Regions from separate parts of the Homo sapiens genome. Here region 2 is linked to region 1. The links are chromatin loops, found by intact Hi-C in ENCODE. Cell type or tissue: right lobe of liver. All regions are shown on one strand.

Region 1 (8,000 bases):
CAGGAGGGATATGGAAGGGGACTTCTTTGGAGTGAGATTCAGAGGGAAAGGGAGGGCATTTGAGACCTGGGTTCTGATCCTGTGATCTTCGGCAATTGTATGTAAATTGGGAAAAATAAGAACTGCCTCCCCGCGGAACATCCAGGCTGGAAGGAGCAGGGGATGGCAGGGCCCGTGGTCCTCTGCTCTGATCAGGATGAACTGTGCATGTGGGGAGACTGGCAGAGACCTTCCCTACCGTCCCTTCCCCCCCGTTGATCTTGGACGATCTCCCAAGTGTGTGGGGTCCATTCCTGCGACCCCTGGGAATTGGTCAGTGTACAGGAGAGTCTGCTTGGCCGGCTGGAATCTAAACTGTGGGCAAAGCCGCGGTCCACTATTGCTTATTTTCCCTGGACTCCAGGCACCAACAGGGCAGCCTGGAGCCTCCTGGAGAGGAGGAGGGAGGAGGGAGGGGCCGGCGGGAGGCTGCCTTCCATCCCCTCCTGTGCTTCTCCAGAGTGAGGGGGTGTCACCAAACGGCCAGGCCCTTCACGGACCCAGACTCAGGCCAGCTGGGTGCCGCTGTGCCTCTTCCTCCTCCCCCTGGAAGGACCAGAGTCATTTCACATCCCTTCAGCCACAGACACAAGTGTCATGGTCTCCAGGGCACTGGGCCTTATGTCCTAGGTGCGTGGCCTACACACATCTCAGTGGGAGGGCATCCTGGGTCCTGCCCAGGTACGTGGCGTACACGCGTCTCAGTGATGGGGCATCCCTGGGTCCTGCCCGGGTGTGTGGTGTACACTCATCTCAGTGATGGGGCATCCCTGGGTCCTGTGGTTCTTCATACACAACCCTGTCTAGGGAAAAAACTAGTCCATGTCCCCTGGCAGCTGAATGGGGCATTGGCTCAGGGACGAGGAGAGGCAGCCGACAGAAGCAGGTGCAGCGAGCCTAGGGGAAGCGCTCGGCTGCCAAAAGGCCAGATTGGGCAGAGTGTGGCCACGGCCAGGCGTCCCGGTGACCTGTTGACACCATTCTCCAGCTGCTGGTTGCCTGTGGGCTGGTGTGTTGTGACAGAGGAGGGAAGAGCTGGGGCCCCCGTGGAGAACTTGGCTGGCTGGGACTTGGCTGAAGCCTCAGACCTGAGACAGACGGTGCGATCCTCTGCTCATTCATTCGCTCCACGCACTTTCCCCGAGAGCCTGCCACAGGTGGGGTTGTGGGTGCTGGCGTACAGTGATGACTCAGATGCTCACCTCCTGCCCCAGGGGCTCAAGGACAAAGGGGCAGGATTCACTAAGGTGCCAGGGGGCCAGGTGCCATGGGGAGGGTGACCTGGAGGAAAGGATGTCTGGGCAGATGGCAGGGCAGGCTCAGCCAGCCTCCCCCATCACACTGTGCGAGATCCGAAGATGCCTGGCCAGGGAGTCCCGCCCGGAAGATACCCGGGGAGGTTTAACAAGCGGACGCCGCCACTGGGCAGTCCAGTGCGTAGGAGGCTCCTGCTGGCCCCAAGGCTGCCGGCACGGTGATCTTCGTGTCTCCAGGACGCCCTGCGGTGCCAGCTCCCGCTGGCCCGCACGAGTGCTGAAGCTTACCCCTGCTCTGCGATGAGTGTGAGAGGGGTGTCCACCCCCCGCTGGCGGCCCCAGCCCAAGGAGGTCCACCACAGCCCTCGGGAGCAACACTGCCACGTTCTCCGTTGCCAGTCGTGGTGGGTCAGAGCTGGGGAGCAAACAGGCCAAGGGGCAGGGGCCGGTTTGTGGGAGGGTCCCTCCTATAGCCATGCTGGTGGGGCTGGACGCAGGGGCCTTTCCGAGGCCGCCCTCGTAACCCTTTTGGAAAATGTGAAGCCCTGAGCTGCTGACCTGCACACCCCGCTCGCTGCACTGGCTCAGCCTCCCCTCCCAAGGTGGGTGGGCTCCGTGCCTGGGCTCTGGAGCCCAAGTGGTGCTGGCAGCCCTGGGGGGTTAATGCGGCTCAACTTCCCGGTCGCCTTTCCTTCCCTCCTCCTTTGAAGGAAGCCCACACTGGGGTGATAGAAATAAGCACCGGCTCCGAGGAGTCTGCTGTGAGCCCCTGTCCCTGCCAGGCCTGGGCACAGCCTCCTCGCCCACGCCCTGCTGCCTTGGGCTCCGTCCTCCGTGCGGGGCCTTGTTCTGAGGGCTGAGGGCTCCCCTCCCACACTCCAGAACCTGCCCTGGACCCCTGGAGGGAGTGGGCTCAGTACAAATGGTACCCAAGGAGGAGGGCCACAGGAAGTGACATCGACCGGCCCCCCCCACCTCCTTATTCCCTATAAAAAGCAAAATGGTGACTCAGAGAGGAGAGTTGGAAGCGTCCTGCCTCTTGCTCCCACTGTTAATTTTTACACTTGGAATTAGGCAGAAGGCAAAGAAAACAGCAGCTTGAAATACGCGGCTGACATGCTCTTCATCGGGTAGCAACAGCAGAGCCGCTCCTCCCCGCCTCCCAGCAGCCCCGGAGCGGGCAGGGCCCGGTGCCTGCTGGCTCTCCCCCGCCCCTCACCAGGCCCAGGCCCCCGCACAGCCCCCGCCCGGGCCAGGCGTGGATGGTGCGGCCGGGGCCATGGCTGCCGGGGGCCGCCGCCGGCGCCCACTACGCTACCAGTCCCTGGCAGCTCTGGTGGAGGATTCTCAGTGGCCTTTCTTGTTCCTTGTCTCAGACTTCAGCTACGGGACGGACGAGTACGACGGAGAGGGGAATGAGGAGCAGAAGGGGCCCCCGGAGGGCTCAGAGACCATGCCGTACATCGATGAGTCGCCCACCATGTCCCCGCAGCTCAGCGCCCGCAGCCAGGGCGGGGGGGATGGCGTCTCCCCGACTCCACCTGAGGGACTGGCTCCTGGGGTAGGTACACCGGCTTTTCTTTCTGGGTTTGGGGAGGGGTGACGGGAAGGCCTGGGCATCGTGGGCCAGGCCCTGCTTGGGTTGGTCTCGAGAGATTGGGACTGGAGACGTTTGGACCTGGCCGTTCTTGGTGCCTCGTCATCTCGTCCTGGCCCTGGACCCCTCTCAGGCTCGGGCTTCCCTCCCCACCTGCTTTGCCAACGCTGCCGCCCCTGTCTCTCCCCGTCTACTAGCCGTCTGCTCCCCAGGCCTCCCAGACCCCTCCGTGCCTCTTTCAGCTTTCCCCTGTTAGCCTGTCTCCTCCAGAGGACCCAGGAGAGGACCAGGCTCTCCTCCCCTCTGCACCCAGGCCAGGCAGTGGCTGCATGCGTGGCCCGTGGGCTCCAGGTGTTCAGATGCTGCTCCCGCAAAGCCAGCCTGGGCCTGGTGCTCCCTGTGGGTGCAATGAGCTGCCCGCTCCAGCCCTCCTCTGTTCACTCTGGAAGGGAACAAACTCTGATGGCATCCACCTCTCCTTGTTGACAGAGACAAGAGTTCTGCTCCAGAGAGAAGCATTGTAGAAGGAATATTAAGTATGTGCTCTGAGACAGGCCAGGGATAGAAACTGTGGAGGGTTTGCGGTCCTTGTCATTAACGTGTTCCTGGCGACAGGGACTGACGCTGTCTGAGCGCAGCTCGTGTGTGCCTGTCGGAGACACATGAACGAGCAAAACAGAGGTTCTGGGGGTTGTTTGCCTGGAGCTGGTGGGGGAGAAGAATCCAAGCCGGTCCTCTGTGGGGGGTGTGTGTTGCAGGAGGCGGTGGGAGTGCCCCATCCTTGCTTGGTCCTGCTCGTCCGGGTGTGTTTTGTAGGGGGTCTCCGTCCTGCCTTCTGACGTCCCCAGAGGAGCAGTCGCTGAGATGCCACGGGCTGCCTCTTCTTCCTCCAGGGGCTAGTGCCCCCCCACCCCAGCTGAGGCCGCCTGAACCCTCCCATTCTTGAGAACCCCCTGCTCCTTCCAGCCCCCCCGGCCACCCTCCACCCCCCACAGAGCTCTCACCCCTCTTCACACACCGGGGTGGCTGTTATAGCCTTTGGCAACAAGGGCCTTGGCAACGGGCTTCCCACTTGGGGGAAGCCACATTGCTGCCATGGCAACAGAGGCCGAGGCCGAGTTTAGCGGCAGTCCAGGCGTGCACCTGTGGGAAGGGCTGGCGGGGGGCAGGTGGGAGGCAAGGGGGCCGGCGAGGGGGTTGGTCAGTGTGTTGTTGACCTGCCCTAAGACGGGAGGCGGGTTAGAGACAAGCGTCTCGGACCTGCGGGGGCAGGGTTTTTGCCCTGGTTCTCCTGGAGGCATTGGGCTCAGGGTACAAATAGTAACCCAAGGAGGCAGAGCAGGTGTTCAGGGACCTGAACGGGGGCCAACCAGGGGAGAGCAAGGAGGAGAAGACTCTCGCTCCCATCTCTGCCTTCAGCTCTCAAACCACAGCAGGGCTCAGAGCCCCGCCCGGGGGGACTCAGCTCTCACCCCACTGTGAGCAGCTGCAGGAAGATGCTGCGGAATCCCGGTGTGGGGCCAGGGTCTTTGCCGCTGCCTGTCCCCGCGCCACCTCCCTCTTTGCTCCCTGTCCCTGTGCCCTGTCCTTGTCGCGTGACCACCATGACTGGTTTCCGTGTCCGTCGATTTTCCGATTCCTTTGGTGCTGGCAGGTGCCTTCTCTCGGGAGACAGATCACGGGCGTCACGCACAGATGCCCCCGCCTGGCGCTCCGGGGCTTCGGGGCAGAACTTGACTTGGTGGCTGTGCGTCTTGCTTGGTGGCTCACGAGGGACTCACTTGGCTTGAGGACCTTGAAATCCAGAGATGCTAGAGTGACTGCCCCCTAAAGTGCTTGTGGCCCCCAGGGTTGATGTTTACACCATCGACTAGAAGCCACGCAAGGCAGGAGTAGGGAGCACTTGTCCAGCCTGGGGATCGTCCGGGCAAAGGTCCCATCCGCGGCACCTGCCTTCCCTCCTCAGGGAGCGTTTCTGCCCTTTCTGCTGGGTCACCGGCCCCACCTAGTGGACTCTGCAGGGATTGCTGTTTACACGGGGTGCCTGGAGGGAGCTGACGCCTCTTCCTGAGTACTTGGGGATGTTTTGGTTAAAAACACTATTAATAAAAGACCGAGGTTTCTGCGGCTTGGCTGTGCTTATTTGGCCAAACAGGTCCCCTCCCCTACCAGGCTTCCTGCTGGGGCCTTGGGAACAGGGGGGACTTCTGGACCAAATCAGACAATTGTTGTAGATATTCAGATATCTGGCTTCTGGCACCGCCTTATCGCTGGGCCTTCCACGCCCAAATATGCAGCCAACGGGAAGCCCAAGGTTGAGTCTTTGTGTTAGTCAGTGTTCTCTAGAGAAACAAAACCAACAGGGTGTGTGCGTTATCTGTATCTATATCTACATACGAAGAAAAGTATTAGAAGGAATTGATTCAGGTGATTATGGAGGCTTAGAGGTCCTAATCTCTGCAGTCAATAGCTGGAGACCCAGGACAGCCAATATTGGTTCCAGTCCAAGTCCAAAGGCCTGAGAGCTAGGAGAGCCAGGGATGTAAATTCCAGCTCATAAGCCAGTGGACTCGAGGCTCAGGAAGAGCCAGTGTTTCAGTCCGAGTCTGGAGGCTGGAGGAGGCCAACATCCCAGCTCACGCTCAGGTAGTCAGGCGAGAGGAGCTTCCTCTTATTCTGCCTTTTTGTTAATTCAGGTGTTCAGTGGATTGGATGAGGCCCACCTACACTGGGGAGGAGTCTTTTTACTCAGTCCACCAATACACATATCAACCTCATCCCAAATGCCTCACAAATATGTCCGGATTAATGTTTGGACAAGTATCTGGACACCTTGTGGCCTAGTCAGGTTGGCCTAGAAAATGAAGTGTCATACTATTATTCCTTCAGCCACCCAGGATGGAAAGCAGATAAGCTTTGCGCAGATGAAAATCTATTACTCTCAGGCTGGGCGCGGTGGCTCACGCCTGGAATCCCAGCACTCTGGGAGACTGAGGCAGCCAGATTACCTGAGGTCAGGAGTTTGAGACTAGCCTGGCCAACATGGTGAAACCCTGTCTCTACTAAAAATACAAAAATTAGCCGGGCGTGGTGGCACATGCCTGTAATCCCAGCTACTCAGGAGGCTGAGGCGGGAGAATCACTTGAACCTGGGAGGTGGAAGTTGCAGCGAGCCGAGATCTTGCCACTGCGCTCCAGCCTGGGTGACAAAGCGAGACTCCATCTCAAGAAAATAAAAGAAAATCTACTCTTTAGCTGTGAGACATTGGGCAAGTGTCCTCATACCGCTGAGCCTCAGTCTCCTTGTCTCTAGATAGCTCTAACTCCCCTGAAAGGTAGTGGGGAGGAGGCCCCACTGTGAGCAGCTCTCAGACCACAGCAGGGCTCAGAGCCCTGCCTTGGGGACTCAGCTCCCATCCCACTGTGAGCAGCTCTCAGACCACAGCAAGGCTCAGAGCCCTGCCTGGGGGACTCAGCTCCCATCCCACTGTGAGCAGCTCTCAGACCACAGCAGGGCTCAGAGCCCTGCCTTGGGGACTCAGCTCCCATCCCACTGTGAGCAGCTCTCAGACCACAGCAGGGCTCAGAGCCCTGCCTGGGGGGACTCAGCTCCCATCCCACTGTGAGCAGCTGCAGGAAGATGCTGCGGAATTTCAGCATGAGGGGAGGCCTGCAGCATTAGGCCTGGCTCACCAAAGTGCACAGCCCTTGGCCACCAGGGCCCACAAGACTTTTCTCGCCAGGTTTAGAGGGCTGGGGAGCCAACAGCATTACCACTGCAAAGACCAAGTCTGATCAATATCTGCTGCACCATGACCGAACCTGCTTTTGCAATCAACCTCCTTTCTGCCACATGGGGTGGCCCCGGGTGAAGCCGGGTCTCTGCGGTGTTGGCAGGACATGCTCCTCTCTCCCCAGCACGCCCTTCCACAGCCTTGCACTCTGCCTTTGTCTTCTTTTGTGTCCCCAAGACATGGATCCCACAGAGGTATTAGGGTGAAACCTGAAGCCCTGCCCCATAAACCCTGCCCAAGTCCAGGCTGAGCAGGGCAGCACGGCAGGGCCAGGCCCACAGACCACGGGTGGCTCCATTCAGCGGAGACTGCCCAGTTTCACTCTGAGAAGAAAGGGCCAGGACTCATCTCAGCTGACAAGTGGGGGTGTAGGTTCCTAAGGCAGGACCATGGTCTTACAGAAAACCCGCCTCCCCACAGGCCACAGACTCCTCTGTCTGCTTGCCTCTTGGGAAGCTTAGTAAAAAGGGGCTACAAGGCAGAGAGAAGAACTGGGTTTTGTCCCCACTCTACCACTGTCTCACTGTGTGGCCTGAGGGGTGTCACTCATGACTCCCCACCAGAGCTGCAGTTTGCTCATCTGTAGTGTGAAGACACTGAGAATTTCCTCCCTCCTGACCTCACAGGGCTCAAACCTCACAGCTGTTGTGAGGTTTCTGTGAGATGGTGTTTGGCAGAATGCTTTGTCAATGTAAAATCGAAACAGGGGATTAGACTCCAGCCTGCAGGAGAACCCAAAGATAAGGGTGGAGGCGAATTGAAATCCTCACCATTGGCCGGGTGCGGTGGCTCACGCCTGTCATCCCAGCACTTTGGGAGGCCGAGGTGGGTGGATCACCTGAGATCAGTAGTTCAAGACCATCCTGGCCAGCATGGTGAAACCCCGTCTCTACTAAAAACATACACAAAAAATTAGCTGGGTGTGGTGGCAGGTGCCTATAATCCCAGCTACTTGGGAGACTGAGGCAGGAGAATTGCTAGAACCCAGTGGGGGCAGAGGTTGCAGTGAGCTGAGATCACGCCATTGCACTCCAGCAGCCAGGGGGACAGAGTGAGATGCCATCTCAAAAGAAAAAGAAAAAAAGGAAAAAAAAAATCATCATCATTGTCCCTATCATCCTCTTCCTCCTCCTCCCCCTCATCACAGCTGCTTAGAGAGGCTTGTGCTGAACCTTTCACGTGTTGGTTTCATTTAAGAGCCCCAACAACTCTATGAGGTAGGTGCTATAACCATCTCCACATTACAGGTGCGAAAACTGGGGCTCGGAGAGGTGACGTAATTTGCCTAAGATTAGCTGGGCATGGTAGTTCACT
Region 2 (8,000 bases), 46 kb before region 1:
GTGTGCTAGTGAGCGCCTGCTGGCAGATGCTTGCTTGTTTTCGGAATAGCCCAGTAATTTATTCCTTTTTGTCAACACCGGCCCATAATCTTCATGGCTGCTGGAGTCTCAGAGGTGGGGCTGGCAGAAGAATTAAGTCATCTACTCAGAGAAACTTAGGTTTCTGTGGTTGTGATTGTTGGCTACTGTTGTTCTTCGGGAAAAGGAAGGAAATTTGTGGGGAATTGGCTGGAAGATGCTGTTAGGAGGATGGAAGATGGGGAATGGCGGGGAGGCTCTGCCTCACTCTTGCGAGTAGGATGGAAGACTTGTTCTCTGTCTGAGGTATGATCTGCTTTCTGGGACAATTCCGGTACCTTCCTTCGTAGAGGGAGGGCATGATGGCTCTCGTGGGTGTTGTGTGGATTAATTCATATTTATAAAGTGCTTTGAAGGTGAGGAGAGCTATTGAGCAGCTCAGCTGTCCAGCTCATTGCGCTCCTCATCCGGGAAAGCCTCGAGGGACTGGGAGAGGCCGGCACAGGACTTAGGAAGGGGCAGGGAATGTGGCAGGAGGACCGGCAGGAACAGGGTATCAGACCAGCTCTGAGGCAGCGCCTCCCACAGCGGCTCCCGCACAGGCCCTCCATAGGTGTTGGTTGTCTGAGTACGGGTGGGAAAAAGAAAACTCGAGTTCTTGGCTCCTTGAGCTCCTCCCCGCAGCAGAAACCCCTGTTAGCTGAAACCTGTCAGCTGGCCCGTCCATGCGTTTCCGGCTGTGTGGATTTGGTCATTGTACTCGCTCGTAGTGGAGTCAGAGACCCCCAAAGGGAGTCTCGCGCTTTTGCCAGGGTTTATGATTGGAGGACTTCACTGCCAGCGTTGGCGGCAGCTGTTTGGCTGAGCTTGAGCCCTTTGGGCGCAAACCTAGGGCAGGCGGCTTCAAGACAACCCTGCGCCCACTGCCCCTGCCAGGCCCTTGGTGGTGGCGGGTGTTGGTGATGTGTGGGGGGTGGGCTGAGGTGATGTGTTGAGTGGACTGAGGTGATGTGTTGGGTGGGCTGAGGTGATGGGGGGGGTGGACTGAGGTGATGTGTTGGGTGGGCTGAGGTGATGTGTTGGGTGGGCTGAGGTGATGTGTTGGGTGGGCTGAGGTGATGTGTTGAGTGGACTGAGGTGATGTGTTGCGTTGACTGAGGTGATGTGTTGGGTGGACTGAGGTGATGTGTGGGGGGTGGACTGAGGTGATGTGTGGGGGGTGGACTGAGGTGATGTGTTGGGTGGGCTGAGATGATGGGGGGGGTGGACTGAGGTGATGTGTTGGGTGGACTGAGGTGATGTGTTGGGTGGGCTGAGGTGATGTGTTGGGTGGACTGAGGTGATGTGTTGGGTGGACTGAGGTGATGTGTTGGGTGGGCTGAGGTGATGGGGGGGGTGGATTACCTGCTCTGTTCTATATTCTTGGCACTTTTCTCCAAGTGACTGTTTGTACCAGGGGGAGAGTTCTGCAGCTCACCCATCTCTGGGGCTGTGATAGGGGAGGCTGTTTGTGACATGTGACCTTGGCTTGTCCCCACATGTGAGAAAGTCCATTGCTGCTGTGGGGAGTAGCTTGCTTTTCTTTTCTTTTTTTTTTGAGATGGAGTCTTGCTCTGTCACCCAGGCTGGAGTGCAGTGGGGCAATCTCGGCTCCACTGCAACCTCCACCTCCTGGGTTCAAGCGATTCTCCTGCCTCAGCCTCCTGAGTAGCTGGGATTACAGGCATGTGCCACCACACCCAGCTAATTTTTGTATTTTTAGTAGAGACGGGGTTTCACCATGTTGGCCAGGATGGTCTCGATCTCGTGACCTCGTGATCCACCCATCTCGGCCTCCCAAAGTGCTGGGATGACAGGTGTGAGCCACCGTGCCCGGCCCAGGAGTAGCTTGCATTTCTTAGGGCAAGATATGGTCAGTTGGGGACATGACGCTGCTGGGAGCAGCGGGAATGTTCCACTGGTCCCTGAAGCTTGAGGAGAACCTGACCCAGAGACCTTGTGAAGGGGGAAGGAGAAAGAAATCAGGCCAATAGGCAGGCTACGGAAGGCACCCCCGTATGGAGGCTGAAGATAATGCCCAATCCCACCCCTGCCTGGGCATTTGGCAAAGAGCCCTTTGAGGCGGGACCATCTGAGGCCGTGGCCACTTGTGGATGGAGCAGCGGGTTCTCTGTCCCCGGGTCGAGACCTGACTGGGGCCTCTCGCCCAGTTTTTTGTCCAGGCTTTATCCTGTGTCCTCCTCCTGCCCTTCCTTCCTCCCCACACACACTAGACCGAAAGATGAATCTGGGTTTACTGGCTGTATGGAAAATGTCAGAGTCAGCCTGGGCTTCAGTAGATAGAGCCAGATGTGGTCGGCTCTGTGGTGACCTGATTGATTAATCGGGTGCCACTCCCCTCTTTCTTCATTTTTTTGAGACAGATTTTCACTCTCGTTGCCCAGGCTGGAGTGCAGTGGTGCGATCTCGGCTCACTGCAACCTCCGCCTCCCGGGTTCAAGCAGTTCTCCTGCCTCAGCCTCCCGAGTAGCTGGGATTACAGGTGCTGCCACCACGCCCGGCTAATTTTGTATTTTTAGTAGAGAAGGGATTTCTCCATGTTGATCAGGCTGGTCTCGAACTCCTGACCTCAGGTGATCCGCCCACCTCGGCCTCCCAAAGTGCTGGGATTACAGGCGTGAGCCACCGTGCCTGGCCTCACTCACCTCCTTCTTGTCCCTGCCCTCACCTCTGATGCCTTGGTGTGCCTCTAGGTCACAGGTGGACATGGCACACGTGATTGGGCATCTTGCCTAAGGCTAGCAGGGTCTCCAGGAAGTCTTGGGTGGCTGGGAGGCCTCAGGTAAACCAGAGCCAAGGAAGCTCAGAGTCCTTGTCACTCCGGGCAGCTTGGCTGCTGGACTCCCCGGGGCATCGGTGGAGCTGGTGCTGCCTAGAGAAGCCTGGTATTGAGCAGGGATCTGTGGGCTTACTCGGGGCTGTTGGGGAAGGATGTGGCCATCATTACCTTCGTGGGATTGAAGGGCTGCTTCTGTGAGTGTTCTGGGCTAACCCCTTCCTCCTGGGCAGCGGCTCCTGGTCAGCAGCAAAGGTTTAATGGATCGAGATTACGGGGACCAAAGACGCCGTGTAATTAAGCCAGTTATTTCTCTGGCTGGGAACATCTACTCCTCACAGCCGCAATTGACTTCGTCACTTGTGGTTACCCCGTTCGCGTTACCTCGGGCCTAAACAGCCCATACGTCATCTTTTTGAGGGAGTCTCTCCCTTGGAGGCAAAGTTTTAGGAGAAAGATCCCTCTGGGAGTTGTAGAGTCGGCGTGGCAGTGTGTGCTATTGAAGGTGAAGTTTTAGGAGAGAGACCCCTCTGGGAGTTGTGGGGTCAGCGTGGCAGTGTGTGCTATGCAAGAGTGCCCCCTGCAGTTGTTCTGTGCAATGGCGCCCACGGGAGCCTCTTTGGGAACTGTGTCTGGGTTCTGTAGAGGGACATAGATAGAAACCTCATCCTTGGGTCTCCCAGGATCCTGGGGTCCCGTGAAAAGAAAGTCCATCAGTCCTGATGGATTCATAGAAACTAGTTTTTAATTTGGTTTAGAAAGAATGGAAGAGACAGGCCAGGCACGGTGGCTCACGCCTGTAATCCCAGCACTTTGGGAGGCCGAGGTGGGTGGATCACCTGAGGTCAGGAGTTGGAGACCAGCCTGACCAACATGATGAAACCCCGTTTCTACTAAAATACAAAAATTAGCCAGGCATGGTGGCAGGCACCTAGAATCCCAGCTACTCGGGAGGCTGAGGTAGGAGAATTGCTTGAATCCGGGAGGCGGAGGTTGTAGTGACCTGAGATCACGCTGTTGCACTCCAGCCTGGGCGACAGAATGAGACTCCATCTCAAAATAAATAAATAAATACATAAACAAACTAAATTAATTAATTCAAGGTCGCAGACTACAAGCCAGGGACTGTGCGCTCGGTTGGCCCTGCTGTAAACTGTGTTCTTTCTCCCGCACTCTTACCCTTCACAGCGGTGCTGGTGGGGGCTCCTTGACGCTGGTATTTCACTGAGGTTGATGGATCTGGGTTCATTTCTCTAGCTAGAAAGACAGTTGTGAAGACTGCGTCTTGCCCCCAAGCCCCCGTGATATGAGGAGACAGCCCTCTGCCCCAGGCATCCTGGAAGCACTGGGAGCATCCACCAACTGGGCTGCCTCTTCCTAGGGGCATGAGCCTAAGGAGGTCTCCTCATGGGCACTTGGAGCCCACGTGCCTGCATTGCTGTGTTCCTGGAATTATTGGCAAGAAGTGCTGATTGTTAACATACACAAACACACCCCCCCCCCACACACACACACACAAACACAAACACAAACACACCCCCCCATACAAACACAAACACAGAGAAAGGGAGAGTGAGAATAGACTTTGGCGGTTGGGATGGAGCAGGGCCAGTGCCCAGTTTCTAGAGCGAGGCCAGGGGCGAGGACGCGGGGATTTGGCAGAGCCCAAGCGTGCTGGCCCTGCTCTCCAGCCTTTTAAAATCCACCTCCACATTTCAAAAGGAAAATAAAGAGAGCCCTCAGCCATAAATCAGGCCACTGAGCATCGAGGTCCTTTGCCGAGGCCCAGGGCCTGCTGGGCTGCAGAGCCAGCTGCTGTGTTTGAACTCTCCCGCGCGCAGCATGTTAATGACGGGGCAGACCCTCCAGACCCAGGCTCACACCCACGACGGCCCTCGAGCCCAGAGAGTCCCCCACGGAGAGGTCAGCCCCTGGGGAAGGCCTGTGTCTGGGGGGCTTACACCTTAGCGGAGCCCCCTTTGGCTGGGACTTCAAATCAAGCCAGACCCTTCTGTAGCTCTGGATTCTGGCCAGATGAAAGGTAACCCCTGACACAGATCTTTTGAGCCCATTTCCCAATAGGAATAAAAGTAACAAAGCAATTGATTGGACACCTCACGGGTGCAAGAGTAGAGCGAGCGTTCTCACATTCGTGATCTCATTTCATCTTCACAGTAAACCTATGAAAGGTTGTTACCCTGATTTTAAGGATAAGAAGGGGGATTGGCCATTGTTCTTGGCCTCTGCTGGTGACTTCTGCCATGGGGGGCACCCTGAGGGGGACGCACCAGGTCTTCTCTGCCCTCCTCTGCTCACCCTCTTCCTGCGTGGCGGAAGCTCAGGCATCATCTGGCTTTGTGAGTGCCTCTGTCTAGACAAAACCCACGTCCTCCCTCCCTCCTCTTTCCCCTGCAGGGCCAGCTTTGGTGTTAATGGAGCAGAAAGCCTTGGTAGTTACTTTGCGAGTGCGTCACGGGGAGGGTCATGAGAGACCAGCTGGCGTCCACCCAGCCGCGTGGAACAGCCACCTTGACTTGGTCGAGGCCAGCAAGCGTCTTGCAGACCCCGTGGCAGCTCCTGACCCACGTTCCCCCTTGGGAGGCCTGGATGAGCTGGGGCACCAAGTGCCATCTTTGGGTGTAGAATCTTCAGAAACCAAAGGCAGGAGCTGATTCGGTCTCCTGCTCCCTGGGAAGAAAGGATGGAACGCACATTGGCTGTCAGGAGAGCTGCTGCTTCTAGCCGGAGGACCTTGCTGCAGCTGGTCAGCTGCCAGCACAGCCAGGCCCTTGTTGTGGGTGCCTGCCGTGTCTGTCCTCAAGCCCCTCCCTGAGTGAAGGACACTGTTCCCTTTCCAACTGCCTGTGGCTGTGCTAGACCATTTTCTCTCCTTTGCCCAGAAACCTTCAGTGGGTTCAGTGGGGCATTGCCTTTCCCACCACATTCAGTCCAGACTGGGGGAACCTCTTGTTATCCATTCCAGTTTCCCAGCACACTGCCCATTCTCTAGCCAGTAAGGCCTCTCACCATCCTGCAAAGCTCTGTGCTCCAAGGATCTAACCAGCTTCAAGCCTCAGCTCAGCTACCACCATCTCCAGGAAGTCCTCCAGGCCTGATTCGAGCACTGGCCTTAGTGAGATCCCTGGCTCAGAGTCCCTAATGCTGATTGCTCCGGCTCACATCGCTTAGCACTTTCTTATCTTTTTTTTTGAGACAGAGTCTCGCTCTTGTCGCCCAGGCTGGAGTGCAATGGTGCAATCTCCACAACCTCTGCAGTGCTCACTGCAACTTCCACCTCCCGGGTTCCAGTGATTCTCCTGCCTCAGCCTCCCGAGTAGCTGGGATTACAGGTGTGCGCCACCATGCCCGGCTAATTTTGTATTTTTAGTAGAGACGGGATTTCTCTATATTGGTCAGGCTGGTCTCGAACTCCCGACCTCAGGTTATCTGCCCACCTCGGCCTCCCAAAGTGCTGGGATTACAGGCGTGCGCCACCACGCCCGGCTAATTTTTGTATTTTTAGTAGAGACGGGGTTTCACCATGTTGGCCAGGCTGCTTTGAACTCCTGACCTCAAGTGATCTGTCCGCCTCGGCCTCCCAAAGTGCTGGGATTACAGGCGTGAGCGACCCGCCCGGCCGATATCGTGTTGTTTTATAGTGTTTACCTGCACAGTGTTTCATGCCAGTTGTCATTTCTTCTCTGCCAGACTCTCAACTCCTTAGAGGCACGAGGGAGAATAACAAAGGCTTCCGTGATAGGATGCCAGACATTGTCCTCTCTGCTTTGCTAACAGTATCTCATTTAGCCTCCGGCAACCTGCTGAGTTCTTAGCCATTTTTATCCTGTTTCATGCTTCCCCAAGACTTCCCAGAGGTCACACAACACATCTGTCTTGACGCCTCAGCCTGTGTTCTTTGCCAGAAGCGCCCAATGCCAGGGCCTGGGGCATGAGACCTCAGGTTGGGGCCCAGGCCTCTGCATGTCTGAAAAGCTCCTCGGCTTACTCCCTCCGCTCGGGGGACCAGCCTTTCACCATGGTGGTTCTCCCTTCCCCGCAACACCCAGCTAGGCACCGAGCAGGTGGAACCCTGGGAAATGCTGCTTTGTGATTGGTTGGAGTCAGGGGTGGCTATGAAGATGCTGCTTTGTGATTGGTTGGAGTTGGGGGTGGCTATGAAGAGACGAAGTGCTCTAGGGCTCTGGGTGTCTGGATCCAGCACTGGGGATGCCCCGGAGAGTCCTGGAGCAGGGAGGATCCAAGCAGGAGGTGGAGCTGGGTGTTAGGAGGGCAGAAGGGCCATCAGAAGGGGATACTGGAGACATCCAACTGGTGGCCTCTCTCTCCGCCCAGCCAGAGCTCAAGGCTTTGCCTCACCCCGAGAAGATAAATCACTGGGGTATCACGGGGTCCCCCAGCCCCCGTGCCATGATGGACATGCACATTTTGATTTGGCAGGTCCGGAGCTCAGATTCTGCATTTCCTTTGTTTGCTTGTTTGTTGTTTTTGAGACAGAGTCTGGCTCTGTCACCCAGGCTGGAGTGCAGTGGCGCGATCTCAGCTCTCACTGCAGCCTCTGCCTCCCAGTTCAAGCGATTCTCCTGCCTCAGCCTCCCAAGTAGCTGGGACTACAGGCGCGTGCCACCATGCCCAGCTAATGTTTCTGTATTTTTAGTAGAGACAGGGTTACACCATGTTGGCCAGGCTGGTCTCAAACTCCTGACCTCAGGTGATCCGCCCGCCTCGGCCTCCCAAAGTGCTGGGATTACAGGCGTGAGCCCCTGCGCCCGGCCTGGATTCTGCATTTCTAGCAAGTCCCAGGTGAGGCCCGCGCTGCCCACACTGGATGGGAAGGACCAGGCGCCTGCAGCATCTGCCCTCCAAGCCTTCGTAGCTCCCTCCTTCCTGCAGGATAAACTCTAAACTCCTTAGCACAACGTGGGAGCCTTCTCAGAGACTGGGTCCAACCCATCTCCAGCCGCAGCCTCCCCTCCTGGCCCCACTGCCACACCCCCGGGCCTCCGGCCACACTGAGCCTCTCCCGGTTTCCCAGGATACAACACTCGCCCATTCATAGTGTGGTGCCTTTTGCACGTGCTGTTCCTCTGCTTGGGGATGCTGTTGGTCTTTCTCAGCCAGGTGAAGA

What was found. Hi-C counts contacts between places; a loop is a spot of excess contacts. Peaks named below come from ENCODE experiments on the same cell type or tissue, not always from the same donor. Only the 100,000 strongest peaks of a DNase experiment are listed, where the experiment ranks them.
Region 2: a loop joins it to region 1, with 1.9 times the contacts of the local background. A loop is called at or near these places in 105 of 110 quality-filtered maps.

Annotation. Positions count from the first base shown.
Region 1 is chr17:1,120,039-1,128,038 of GRCh38, reverse strand. ABR (ABR activator of RhoGEF and GTPase) reads left to right here. Exons shown (of 23, transcript NM_021962.5): 2 at 2,672-2,856. Among named protein-coding and RNA genes, the nearest start is that of ABR, 56 kb to the left of the region's middle. RefSeq lists enhancers at 3,998-4,539, 4,540-5,082. In right lobe of liver, a CTCF peak has its summit at 4,914 (motif pointing left); a DNase peak (open chromatin) is centred at 4,888; H3K27ac peaks cover 1,227 bases; H3K27me3 peaks cover 221 bases.
Region 2 is chr17:1,166,365-1,174,364 of GRCh38, reverse strand. All of the region lies in intron 1 of ABR (ABR activator of RhoGEF and GTPase), which reads left to right. Among named protein-coding and RNA genes, the nearest start is that of ABR, 9.6 kb to the left of the region's middle. In right lobe of liver, a CTCF peak has its summit at 3,439 (motif pointing left); no DNase peak of the experiment used is centred here.